Regions from separate parts of the Homo sapiens genome. Here all the other regions are linked to region 1. The links are chromatin contacts, found by Hi-C or POLR2A ChIA-PET in ENCODE. All regions are on one chromosome and are shown on one strand. The core of a region is the stretch at or near the end of the contact, and the rest is flanking DNA. Distances in the headings are between cores, read along the strand shown. Region 1 holds the start of ZNF740 (zinc finger protein 740). Region 2 holds the start of ATF7-NPFF (ATF7-NPFF readthrough). Region 3 holds the start of PRR13 (proline rich 13).

Region 1 (3,473 bases), core at 686-3,185:
AAAAAAATAAAAATAAAAATAAATTTAAATAAAAGCACATATCCTATCTATAAATCCTTATAAATGCAAAAGGTAACTTTTTTTTCTTTTTTGAGACAGAGTTTCACTCTTATTGCCCAGGAAAGGCACGACTCTCGCCTCACCACAACTCCCGCCTCCCGGGTTCAAGTGATTCTCCTGACTCAGCCTCTCGAGTAGCTGGGATTACAGGCATGTGCCACCACGCCCGGCTAATTTTGTATTTTTAGAAGAGACGCGGTTTCTCCATGTTGGTCAGGCTGGTCTGGAACTCCCGACCTCAGATGATCCGCCCACCTCGGCTTCCCAACGTGCTGGGATTACAGGTGTGAGCCACCCTGCCCGGAGCAAAAAGATAACTATTTAAGGATGTTCATTATTGTATTGTTTATAAAGCAAAAAAATCTGAAACCTAAATGTTCATCAAGATGGGACAAGGCACACACATAAACTGGAATACTGTGCAACAGTTTTTTAAATGTTAGCTGACTCAGATGTCTAAAATACACTGTATGGCGCATTACAGGTGCTCAATAAATACTGGTTGAAAAGATTTTTGTATGAACACAGAAAAAAGCCTAAAAGCATATATACCAAACTGGTAAGAATGATTCCCTTCAGGAGCATGGGATAAGTAGAGGGGGAGAATAACCATTTTGTGTCTTTTATACTTTTGCGTTGTGTCGATTTGTAAAATAAGTAGGAGCTAATTTTCAAAAAAGATTTAAAAGACTTATTCCTGGTGATGTTTCTTTATCTCTCTCTTTCTCCATTTTGTCTCTATTTTAGAATGATCCTAAAACACAAAAAACGTACTTTCAATGGCCCAAATCATGGAGTGGCTCAGGGAAATGAAATCTGTCTACAAAAAAAAAAAAGTTGAGAATCCTTGTCTTTTTTTCATCATACAGTTTTTTTTTTCTTTTGGTATCACCATTACTTCTCCTAAAGTCACGACATAATATCACCTACAGCAGAAATGAGGACTTCAGTGGAATTGACATCTCCTTCCATCAAGCGCATTTGCAGTCCATCTTTAGCAGGACCTCTCTCTAATGGCTAAGGCTAGGCAGAAGAATTTGAAGACAGTCTGGTTTCCATTTTCCTAATGCAGCCTGGCCCAAGAGCCAGGACTCCCATAAGACTAGTCTACTGTGGGAGTCAGGGTCTTTTCCACGTGTGGAGGCTAGTGTTTGATGCTGGACGGCCTGGAGTAAAGGGCGAAGGGGAGAAGGTAACCAACCAGGCTGGCCTCGGGATTCGCAGAGGAGGGCTGGGGCTTTGACTTCTGCAGGGAGGTGAGCAGTGTGGCCAAGGGCTACTCAAGGAACGCCTCTGCGAGAATTCAGACTGTGGTTGAGCGCACAAAGCAAGAGTGTGCGAAGAAAAGTTAACGCCTCTCCCAGCTGACCCCAAAATCTGCTAATCTGGGCCTGACGGAAAAAATTCGGAGAAGAACCACCTCGGCCGAGTTACGTGAAAAGGCTGGGTACGAACTACTCTGGCTCTACTTGGGGCGCCGGCTCAGAGCGATGGGCAGGACGTCCGCGAGGAAGAAAGAGTGACGATGATTTTTCAAGGAGTCTGAACCAGCTCACCCAGCAAACCCTCCTCCCATCGAGCACCCAGCGTACAATCATCGAAGGGCCGAGGGTCCTGCCCTCAGTCTCGATGGCGGCCGGGGCGCGCCCCGGCCACGGCGCACGCGCCGGCCTCAGCGCTCCCTCCTCCATGCCCTCGGCGCACGGCGCCGCCCACTCACCCAGCTGCACCTCTCCGTGCGTCCCCAAGCTCACCCGCTCTGAGGCTGCCCCCGCTAGTCTAGCTGCCGAGCCCGGAAGTGGATGCAGCCGCTCGGCGGAGAGGACGAGGGGGAGGGGGAAGTGCTTCCGGGGAAACGGGCCGGGGTTGGTGTTTGTAAACTTGCCTCGGTCCCGGTGGGGGCAGCCGCGGCGGTGGGGTTGGCAGGGTGTGCTGGGGCCTGGAGGAGGCGCCGCGCGGCCAGGGAGCCAGCGGGAGGCCGCGCCTGGCAGGTAGGAGCAAGCCCCAAAGACCGCAGCGTCGTCCGTACAGACGGCAGCGCTTCAGTAGCTCGCAAGCCGTGGGGTGCCGCGCGGGAAGGGGGAGGGGAGGGGAGGAGGGGCGCGTGGCGAAGGGAGGGGGATCTCCGGGGGAGGGAGGGGAAAGGCCGTGCGCGCACACCGCCCCCTGCCCGCGCGTCCCGCCGCGTCCCCGGCCCGGGAGAGGGCTCTCGGAGGGGACGCGGGCGCGAGCACGCATCTCGCGCGCTTCTCGGCACTCTCCGGCTCTGCTCCCGGTTGGTGCAGCGGGTGCAGAGGCTGGCTGGCCGGAGCGAGGCGGGCGACACGCCGCGCCGGGCTTCGCCTGCCTGTCCTCCACCTCCGCAGCAAGTTTCCCTACCTTCGGGCGGACGGGGAGAACGCACACGTGTGGGCACTGCCAGTCCCGTTTCTGCCCGCCACCGAAGCACCCAGCGATGGCCCTTGAGCTTTCCTCCACCCTAGTCTTGCCGCCTCTGTAAAGTGCGAGCTTTTCGGGCCGGCCCACTGGGCACAAAAGCCCCAAAGGGTCTCCGCCCCCTTCTTCCATTCCTGAGATGGCAAATCCAAGCAACTTTCCTTTTGGCAGAGTTCCTCCATAGGAGGCCCCAATTACTTTTGCTCCTGTTGGCTTCCACTCCTTGCCCAGGAGACCAGTTCCTCCTATTGACCTAGAAAGAAAACTCTTCTTGACTCATGTCCTCGTTCTGAGCTTCACAGAGAGCGCCCAGCAAAAAAAAAATTCATATCGCACGTTGTAATGGCCTGAAGATGTTGCATTTAGCAGCCCCCCTCTTCCTTTCTGGTTTCAGGTTTCTGAAACAGATCGTGAGCTTCATCAAGAGAATTCAACTGGAAAACCAAGACTGGTAGACTCTCTTTTTCTTCAGACAATAGGCAGGAGCCAGGCAGAGTCCAGGGATTCTTGGAACACCTATCTTTTCTTCGGAGGACACTAAGTTCTATTTGAAGACAAAGTTCAATATGGCAACAGGACTGATGGGACACGAAGGAGTCGCTACCGTGATTTGGTGACAGTTCTTCAAAACGACAGTGTCTCAAGGAAAGGTGGACCTAGGAACTCCTGAACTTTTGGGTTGCCTTAAGTGAGAAATCAGCATGGCTCAGGTAAAAAGCTCTAGAGTCCTCCTCCAAGATAACTGGGAAGCCTGTTTGCAGTTTCACTCTTGAATGCTGCCTTAGTCAACATATTGACCAACCCCAGTGATCCAAGCTCTGTATTAAGCACCAGGGGGAGATCTAGAGGAAGGAAAGGAGACAGGCCACAGCCCCTGCCTTCAGGGAGCTTCCAGTCAAATGAAGGAGGTAGGCTATACTGCATCACAGGCACTGATGGGACATTTGCAAAGCAACGTGTACTCAGTTTACATTTGG
Region 2 (3,473 bases), core at 527-3,026, 450 kb after region 1:
TCTTACAGACATGTTACATTTCGCAAGAGCCTCCACTTACCTTACAACTTCCATGTGTAAGTACAAATTGTGTTTGATTTCCCCAGCCCTTGGCCTAAGATATTATGACATAGCTTTAGTTTCTGAGTCTGGACACAAAGGAAAAAACTGAACATTTTTCACTTTCCTGAAATAACATGTCTATTTTATTTACACTATTTAAAAACACATTATGTAAGTTAACTAAAACAAACTGCAACCACCCATTCGACAACTCTTCGAGAATGACTGGGGAAGCCACATTTAACAAAACAAACTTCATTTTAGTATATTTCTGCTTAGAATGCCCATAAAGACTGATATCGCTACAAGAATTACACTACTGCAAAATTTTTAAACACAGGACTCATGTGAGCTTGCTGAGAAAACTCTGCACACCCCCTACACACCTGTACTTAATATGACATGACCCTCAGAGATACTAAAACACCCTCTGTTAAGCAGAAAACAAACTTTTAAAGTTAGGAAAGTAGCAACGCGGGAATCTGGGTAGGAGGTGCCCTGGGTTGTAAACACCCCAGTCAGAGAACATAACAAGCAATTCAGAGCAACATATTAAGTCCCTATGGGGCTCCAACTTGGACTGCTTAAGTCCCAAGACCACATCCTGGTGTCTGGGAAGAGTTTGGGTAATAGAAGAGAGGGAGAAGGAAAATCAGAGAAGCGATGAAAGCGTTCTATTTTTCTCCTTCTCAACCCCCATCCCAGCATCTTGGAGGCTGGTCACCAGTCTGGGTGCCATATCCACCAGAAGCCCTAAATCAATATCCCAACCACCTGATACCTAGGCTAAAGACATGTGTATATCAGCCATCTCCTTCCCAAACACCTCTTATCGCTCTCAAGGCTCATATCCTTCCAGAAGCCATGCCTTATGGCGACTCAGCTCACCCATACTGTCCTCTTAAATTAATTCACTTAATTTTCTCCAAATCCATACTTTCTCTCTGATATCATGTCCCTGATGTTCTTTTAATTAATTCAATCAAAATGCCATGACCCTCATTTCCAATAATCCACCCCATCTATCTTTTCTGCCAAACCCAACGGGGTGTTGTGTCACCAGATCAAGATCTTTGTTCTCATCTACTCATTCCTACCTCCTTCCTATTACCCTTTTCCAATTCCAAGCTCCTAATCCCACTCTTTGGGAAGCCCTGGGTTTCTAACTTAGTTTAGTATCCCTCCTCTTTCTCCCATTCCACCCCATCCCATGATCCTTCCATTAGGCTCCACTAGACTACCCTTCCCTCAGGATTCAATTCCCCTCTCCTTGCCACGCCCTGTGCCCCCCGGGGCTACTTACACCAAGTTCTCCCCACACTTCAAGCCTCTGGCCCCGCCTTCCCCCCAAAGGAAGGAGGCGGGAGTAGGGAGAGAAGGGCGGCGCTCGGCAACGTAAAAGCGATCTCCCATTAGCGCTCATCGCCGCCAATCGAGGCTTCCTTCTCTCCCATTGGTCGGCTTTGGCCTATGCCCCACCCTCTTCCTCAGACAGGGCCCGGCCACCGCCTCAGCGCCCCCGTCCAACACAGACTGGGAGGGGAGACCCCAGCCTGGAACGCTGGGACTGGCCAGAGTTGAAAGGGAGACTCCCGTCAGATCATGGACTAGCTAATGTTAAAAGGACTTACCGGCTGGTAGCTCCGTTGCCTCCCGCCTGCCCGCGCTCGGTCCTACAATCTGTCTCCAGCTCCTCCTTTCCCCCCTTGGCGGAACGGATACTTTCCTCCCGTCCGGCCAGGCGCGCTCAACTCTCGCGAGAAGTCATGGGTCCGCGGGGGAAGGGCGAGATCCGTGGGGGCTGAGTTGGAAAGCGGCCGAGAGGCGGGGGCTCCGGGAAAAGAAGGGGCCGGGCTTACTGTGGGCAGGGCTGGGGAGGGAGACTGAGCGAGTACTGTCCACACAGGTCACACGTGTTCGGCTGCAGAATCTAGCGGGAGAAAGAAAGGAAAAAGGAGAGAGGATCTTTACAGGTGCCTGTAGTGGTGGTTACTACTATCTTTCAGAGTCATCGCTTCCTTAACGGCAAAGTAATTTAAAATACCCTTAGCGCTAGAAATGAAGTCCATGTACGGACAAAGCAATCCACCCGCACAGCAATTCTAACACTACCATTTTACTAGCCCTATTGCCTTGGGTGAAAACCTTCTCTGAGTCTCTGTACAATGGGACTAACAATCTCATTTTATTCAAATAGTTGTAATGATCAAATGAGATACATGAAACTGCTTGGGGATTTTTTAAAATCACTATATTATTCAGCAAATATTTTCACAAAACGTAGGGCATACTACATGCAAAGCATTGTTCTGCAGTCGAATGCTCTATCCCTGAGCTATACCCCCCGTGCAAAGCATTGTTCTAAGCATGGGGTTAAGGAGTTACCAACCCAGGTAGAATTTATATTTGAGTGAGGAAGGGGAGACAGTTAAAAAGCCAATAAACACAAATATTTCAAATAGTGAAAAGCGCTTCAGGATAGTGAGACAGAAGGTGACTAGGAGTGGGGAAGAAGCTTTACTCCTAGTGTTTGAGAGAAGACCTCTTTGAGGAAGTAACACACCAGGAGTTGAATTATGACCTGGGAAGATTTCGGGGGAAATATCAAATGCAAAGTCTATAGTCTTACATTTATATGTCTTGTTCAAGACAAACCAGGAAAAGAAAAAAGAAAAACAAAAAACAGGCTGGGTGCAGTGGCTCACGTCTGTAATCCCAACACTGCTAGGCCGAGGCAAGAGGATCGCCTGAGCCCAGGAATTTGAGACCAGCCTGGGCAACATGGCGAAAACTCAGCTCTACGAAAAAATATAAAATTAGCCGGGCATGGTGGCCTGCACCTGTAGTAGCTATTCGGGGGGCTAAGTGGGAAGATCGCTTGAGCCCAGGAGGTTGAGGTGGCAGTGAGCCCACATCAGGCCACTGCACTCCAGCCTGGACAACAGAGTGAAACCCTGTCTCGATAAATAAATAAAATAAATAATTTTCTTAAAATTTAACGAATTGTAGTTGACTTAAAATATTATCTATGGAATCTCTGTTCTCTCCTTTTGCAGCTTTATGTTACTCAGCTTTCTGAACTTTCTGTCTAGCATCTCATCTATCCTCACAGCACCCTCTGAGAGGTAGGAAGAATCTGGGTGATTTCTCCCTAGATACCTAAAATGAAACAGATGTAAAATCTTTCTTTCTTATGTAGTGAATTGAGAAAAGTTGAGAGGAGTCTTGGCTTCCAAACTATTCTCCCCTAAAACAATTCCTACTTAAAAGAATACAGTGATGGAAACATACCTTAAATATATAAGAAAAATTTGTATGTTGGCCGGGCGCAGTGGCTCACGCCTGTAAATCCCAGCTACTCAGGAGGCCGAGGCAAGAGAATCACTTGAACCTGGAAAGCGGAGGTTGCAGTGAGCCAAGATCCCGCCATT
Region 3 (3,473 bases), core at 693-3,192, 260 kb after region 1:
TCCTTTATAGGGACATGGATGAAGCTGGAAGCCATTAACCTCAGCAAACTCATGCAGGAACATGTTCTCACTCAAGTGGGAGCTACACAGTAAGAACACATGGACACAAGGAGGGGAACAACACACACTGGGGCCTGTTGGGGGGTAGGGTCAGGGGAGTGAGAATATTAGGAAAAATAGCTAATGCATGCTGGGCTTAATACCTAGCTGATGGGTTTATTGGTGCAGCAAAATTTGTGCAGCAAACCAGCATGGCACACATTTAACTATGTAACAAACCTGCACATCATGCACATGTACCCCAGCACTAAAAATAAAAATTAAAAGAAAAAAAGTTTAAAATATTTCAAATGCTTTAGTTTAATATGACATATTTGGCATAAAATTTATTGTCTTAAATTTTTTTGTATCCCACTTTTTTTTTTTTTTTTTTTTGAAACAGAGTCCTGCTCTGTTGCTTAGTCTGGAGTGCAGTGGCATGATCTTGGCTCACTGCACCCTCTCCCTCCCAGGTTCAAGCGATTCTCATGCCTCAGCCTTCCCACTAGCTGGGATTACAGGTATGTGCCACCATGCCTAGCTCACTTTCTTTCTTTCTTTCTTTCTTTTTTTTTTTGAGATGGAGTCTCGCTCTGTTGCCCAGGCTGGAGTGCTATGGCGTGATCTCGGTTCACTGCAACCTCCCGGGTTCAAGCGATTCTCCTGCCTCAGCCTCTCAAGTGGCTGGGATTACAGGCACATGTCACCACGCCCGGCTAATTTTTGTATTTTTAGTAGAAACGGGGTTTTACCATATTGGCCAGGCTGGTCTCGAACTCCTGACCTTGTGATCCGCCTGCCTCGGCCTCCCAAAGTGCTGGGATTACAGGCGTGAGCCACTGCGCCCGGCCACTTGTATTTTTTTTTTTTTTTTAAAGGCTGGGTACGGTGGCTCACGCCTATAATCCCAGCACTTTGGGAGGCCGAGGCGGGCAGATCACGAAGTCAAGAGAGCGAGACCATCCTGGCCAACATGGTGAAATCCCATCTCTACTAAAAAATAGAAAAATTAGCCGCGTCTGTAGTCCCAGCTACTTCGGAGGCTGAGGCAGGATTATCGCTTGAACCCGGGAAGCGGAGGTTGCAGTGAGCCGAGGTCGCACCACTGCACTCCAGCCTCGTGACAGAGCGAGACTCCGTCTCAAAAAAAAAAAAAAAAAAAAAAAGGGAGGCCATTGTAGGGAGGCCATTGTAGCAATTCAGGGGAGAGATGAATCCAGGCGACAGATGATGGGAGGTTTGGAGCAGGGAAGACAGAGAGAAGTGGAGAGATTCCAGATATATTTGAGAGACAAAACTGATAATTTGGGGTAAGGGAGGTGAAGGAGGCAGAGGGATCACGGACGCCCTCCTTGGTTTCTGGTTTAGGCTACTTGACAGATGGCGGAGCTATGCAATTGAGAGAGGGAATCCTGGGAGAGATTATGAAATCTCTGTATCTTCCGCAAGAATGTTTGTTTGCTTCCCTTGCGAGTGTAAGACGGAGCCGGGAACATTGAGGCTTGGGGCTGGGACTCAGCAGCTCTTCTGCCCTTGCCGAGAACTCTGTCTATATCTGTATTACAACACTTACCATAGTGTATTCATTTTACAAGGTATTGCACCCAGTGAACCATGAGGTAAGAGAGCAAGGGAAGAGTTTCTTCTCGGTGTCTCTAGGACTTTGCCCAGCAGCTGGCCCCGCCCCCTCCAGCGCTCTCCGCCTAGCCCCGCCCCCAGGAGATTTCCGGCTTCTCGGTACTGGCCTAGCCGTAAAGGGCTCCGCTCCGCCCCTAGAGCAACCGTTTCCTCCTCAGTCGGACCAGAGTGATTGATTAGTTTGTTGTCTAATCATCAGTCGAGCGGCCACATAATTACCAATTAGGCAGTAGCAGAGGCGGGTGCCGAAGCACGGGGTCTGGGTGACTAGGAAGAGCCGAGACTGCGAAGGAGAACGCAGCAAGCCCAGGCGGCGGTGGAAAGGTGATGGGGTATCTGGATTCCATAGGTTTTTCCTTTTCCCCTTGCTAGGTCAAGAGTCTCTTCGCAGCTTGGGGCTAGGATCTTCATTTGCCTTTTTTCTTTTTTGGAGGAAGGGGGCTGTGTCCACATATTTAAGTATTTGAGGTTCTTGGGCAACTTCCTTCTTACTTCGCCTCGAGGCGTATCCTTTTTTTAGCCTGAGGTGGGGTCCTCCCCAGGGAGAGAGAAAGTTGTTTGAGATCCTTTCTTACTCTGTGCGTGGTTAAAGGCCTCCGTACTCAGTTCCAGGGAAAGGGAGATGAGTGATGGTGGGGCCGAGACTCGCGGGTACTGCCTACTTCCGAAGAGTTAGACGCTTCCACCTGGGTGGAGGGGCCCTGGGAACTAGATTCCTGTGTTAGGAACCAAGTAGGTATTGAGGGCGAAGAAACAAGTGGAAAGAGACATTTCTTTTCTTTTCTTTTCTTTTTGAGACGGTGTCTTGCTCCGTCGCCCAGGCTAGAGTGCAGTGGCGCGGTCTCGGCTCACTGCAACCTCTGCCTCCCGGGTTCAAGCAATTTTCCTGACTCAGCCTCCCGAATAACTGGGATTACAGGTGCCCGCCACCGCGCCCGGCTAATTTTTAGATTTTTAGTAGAGACGGGGTTTCACGATGTTGGCCAGGCTGGTCTCGAACTCTTGACCTCGTGATCCACCCGCCTCGGCCTCCCAAAGTGCTGGGATTACAGGCGTGAGCCACCGCGCCCAGCCAGAAAAGAGACATTTCTTATGTGGAAGTTGTGGTAGTTCTCCAGGTAGGAGAGCCTACTGTGGGGTGGAAGACGTTAGGGCTGGGCTCCGGTGCTAAGTCCACTTCCTACCTCTAGACCGTCATCTTTTTTGCCTCATTTCTTTCTCCTCAGGCTGGAGGACACACCTAAACATGTGGAATCCCAATGCCGGTAGGTGTTTGGGGGTTCTGTTCCACCCCTAACCCTTTTTCTGATGGGCTCTATAACAGGAAGTTTCTGTATCAGCTCCCCTACCCCCGACCTGCTGTACCCGCAAAAGCAAAGTCCTTAGTCTAGAGCTGACCAGTGCTTTTTAATTTAATTTAATTTATTTATTTTTTGAGATGGAGTCTCTGTTGCCCAGGCTCACTGCAACCTCCGCCTCCTGGGTTCAAGCGATTCTCCTGTTTCAGCCTCTGGAGTAGCTGAGATTACAGACGCATGCTATCACGCCCGGCTACTTTTTGTATTTTTAGTAGAGATGGGGGTTTCACAATTTGGCCAGGCTGGTCTCAAACTCATGGCCTCATGAGATCTGTCCACCTCGGCCTCCCAAAGTGCTGGGATTACAGGCGTGAGCCACCGCGCCTGGACTGACCAGTGCTTTTGTCTTCCTCAGAGTTCACTGTCTCCCTCCTCTCCCTAGCCCTTCCAGGGACATTCCCCCTTTTCTCCCCAACTCAAGTTTGTCTCCCCTACCCT

The links. Hi-C counts contacts between places; a loop is a spot of excess contacts on that map. ChIA-PET counts read pairs that join two places held with the same protein, here RNA polymerase II (POLR2A). Pooled maps may share reads with other maps.
Region 2: a loop to region 1 is called in a pooled map, with 14 times the contacts of the local background. The contact joins the promoter of ATF7-NPFF here to the promoter of ZNF740 in region 1. A Hi-C loop is called at or near these places in 1 of 37 single-sample maps with no recorded cell type and 11 of 50 pooled maps. POLR2A ChIA-PET finds 5 or more read pairs at or near these places in 2 of 52 experiments (A673 and activated CD8-positive, alpha-beta T cell).
Region 3: a loop to region 1 is called in a map of dorsolateral prefrontal cortex, with 2.5 times the contacts of the local background. The contact joins the promoter of PRR13 here to the promoter of ZNF740 in region 1. A Hi-C loop is called at or near these places in 6 of 168 maps with a recorded cell type or tissue (B cell, CD4-positive, alpha-beta memory T cell, CD8-positive, alpha-beta T cell and 2 more), 5 of 37 single-sample maps with no recorded cell type and 18 of 50 pooled maps. POLR2A ChIA-PET finds 5 or more read pairs at or near these places in 8 of 52 experiments (CD4-positive, alpha-beta T cell, Caco-2, MCF 10A and 4 more).

What each region holds. Positions count from the first base shown.
Region 1 is chr12:53,178,787-53,182,259 of GRCh38, forward strand. It overlaps ZNF740 (zinc finger protein 740), which reads left to right and starts at 1,936. Exons shown (of 7, transcript NM_001004304.4): 1 at 1,936-2,051; 2 at 2,891-3,206. The coding sequence starts at 3,198. CSAD (cysteine sulfinic acid decarboxylase) reads right to left here and starts at 2,139. Exons shown (of 17, transcript NM_001244705.2): 1 at 1,946-2,139; 2 at 316-356. RefSeq lists an enhancer at 1,405-1,963 and silencers at 1,626-1,715, 2,006-2,305, 2,659-2,953.
Region 2 is chr12:53,624,606-53,628,078 of GRCh38, forward strand. It overlaps ATF7-NPFF (ATF7-NPFF readthrough), which reads right to left and starts at 1,777. Exons shown (of 15, transcript NR_159377.1): 1 at 1,674-1,777. ATF7 (activating transcription factor 7) reads right to left here and starts at 1,777. Exons shown (of 12, transcript NM_006856.3): 1 at 1,674-1,777. RefSeq lists an enhancer at 1,634-1,703.
Region 3 is chr12:53,439,792-53,443,264 of GRCh38, forward strand. It overlaps PRR13 (proline rich 13), which reads left to right and starts at 1,943. Exons shown (of 4, transcript NM_018457.4): 1 at 1,943-2,001; 2 at 2,904-2,942. The coding sequence starts at 2,924. RefSeq lists enhancers at 915-1,680, 1,411-1,500 and a silencer at 1,791-1,940.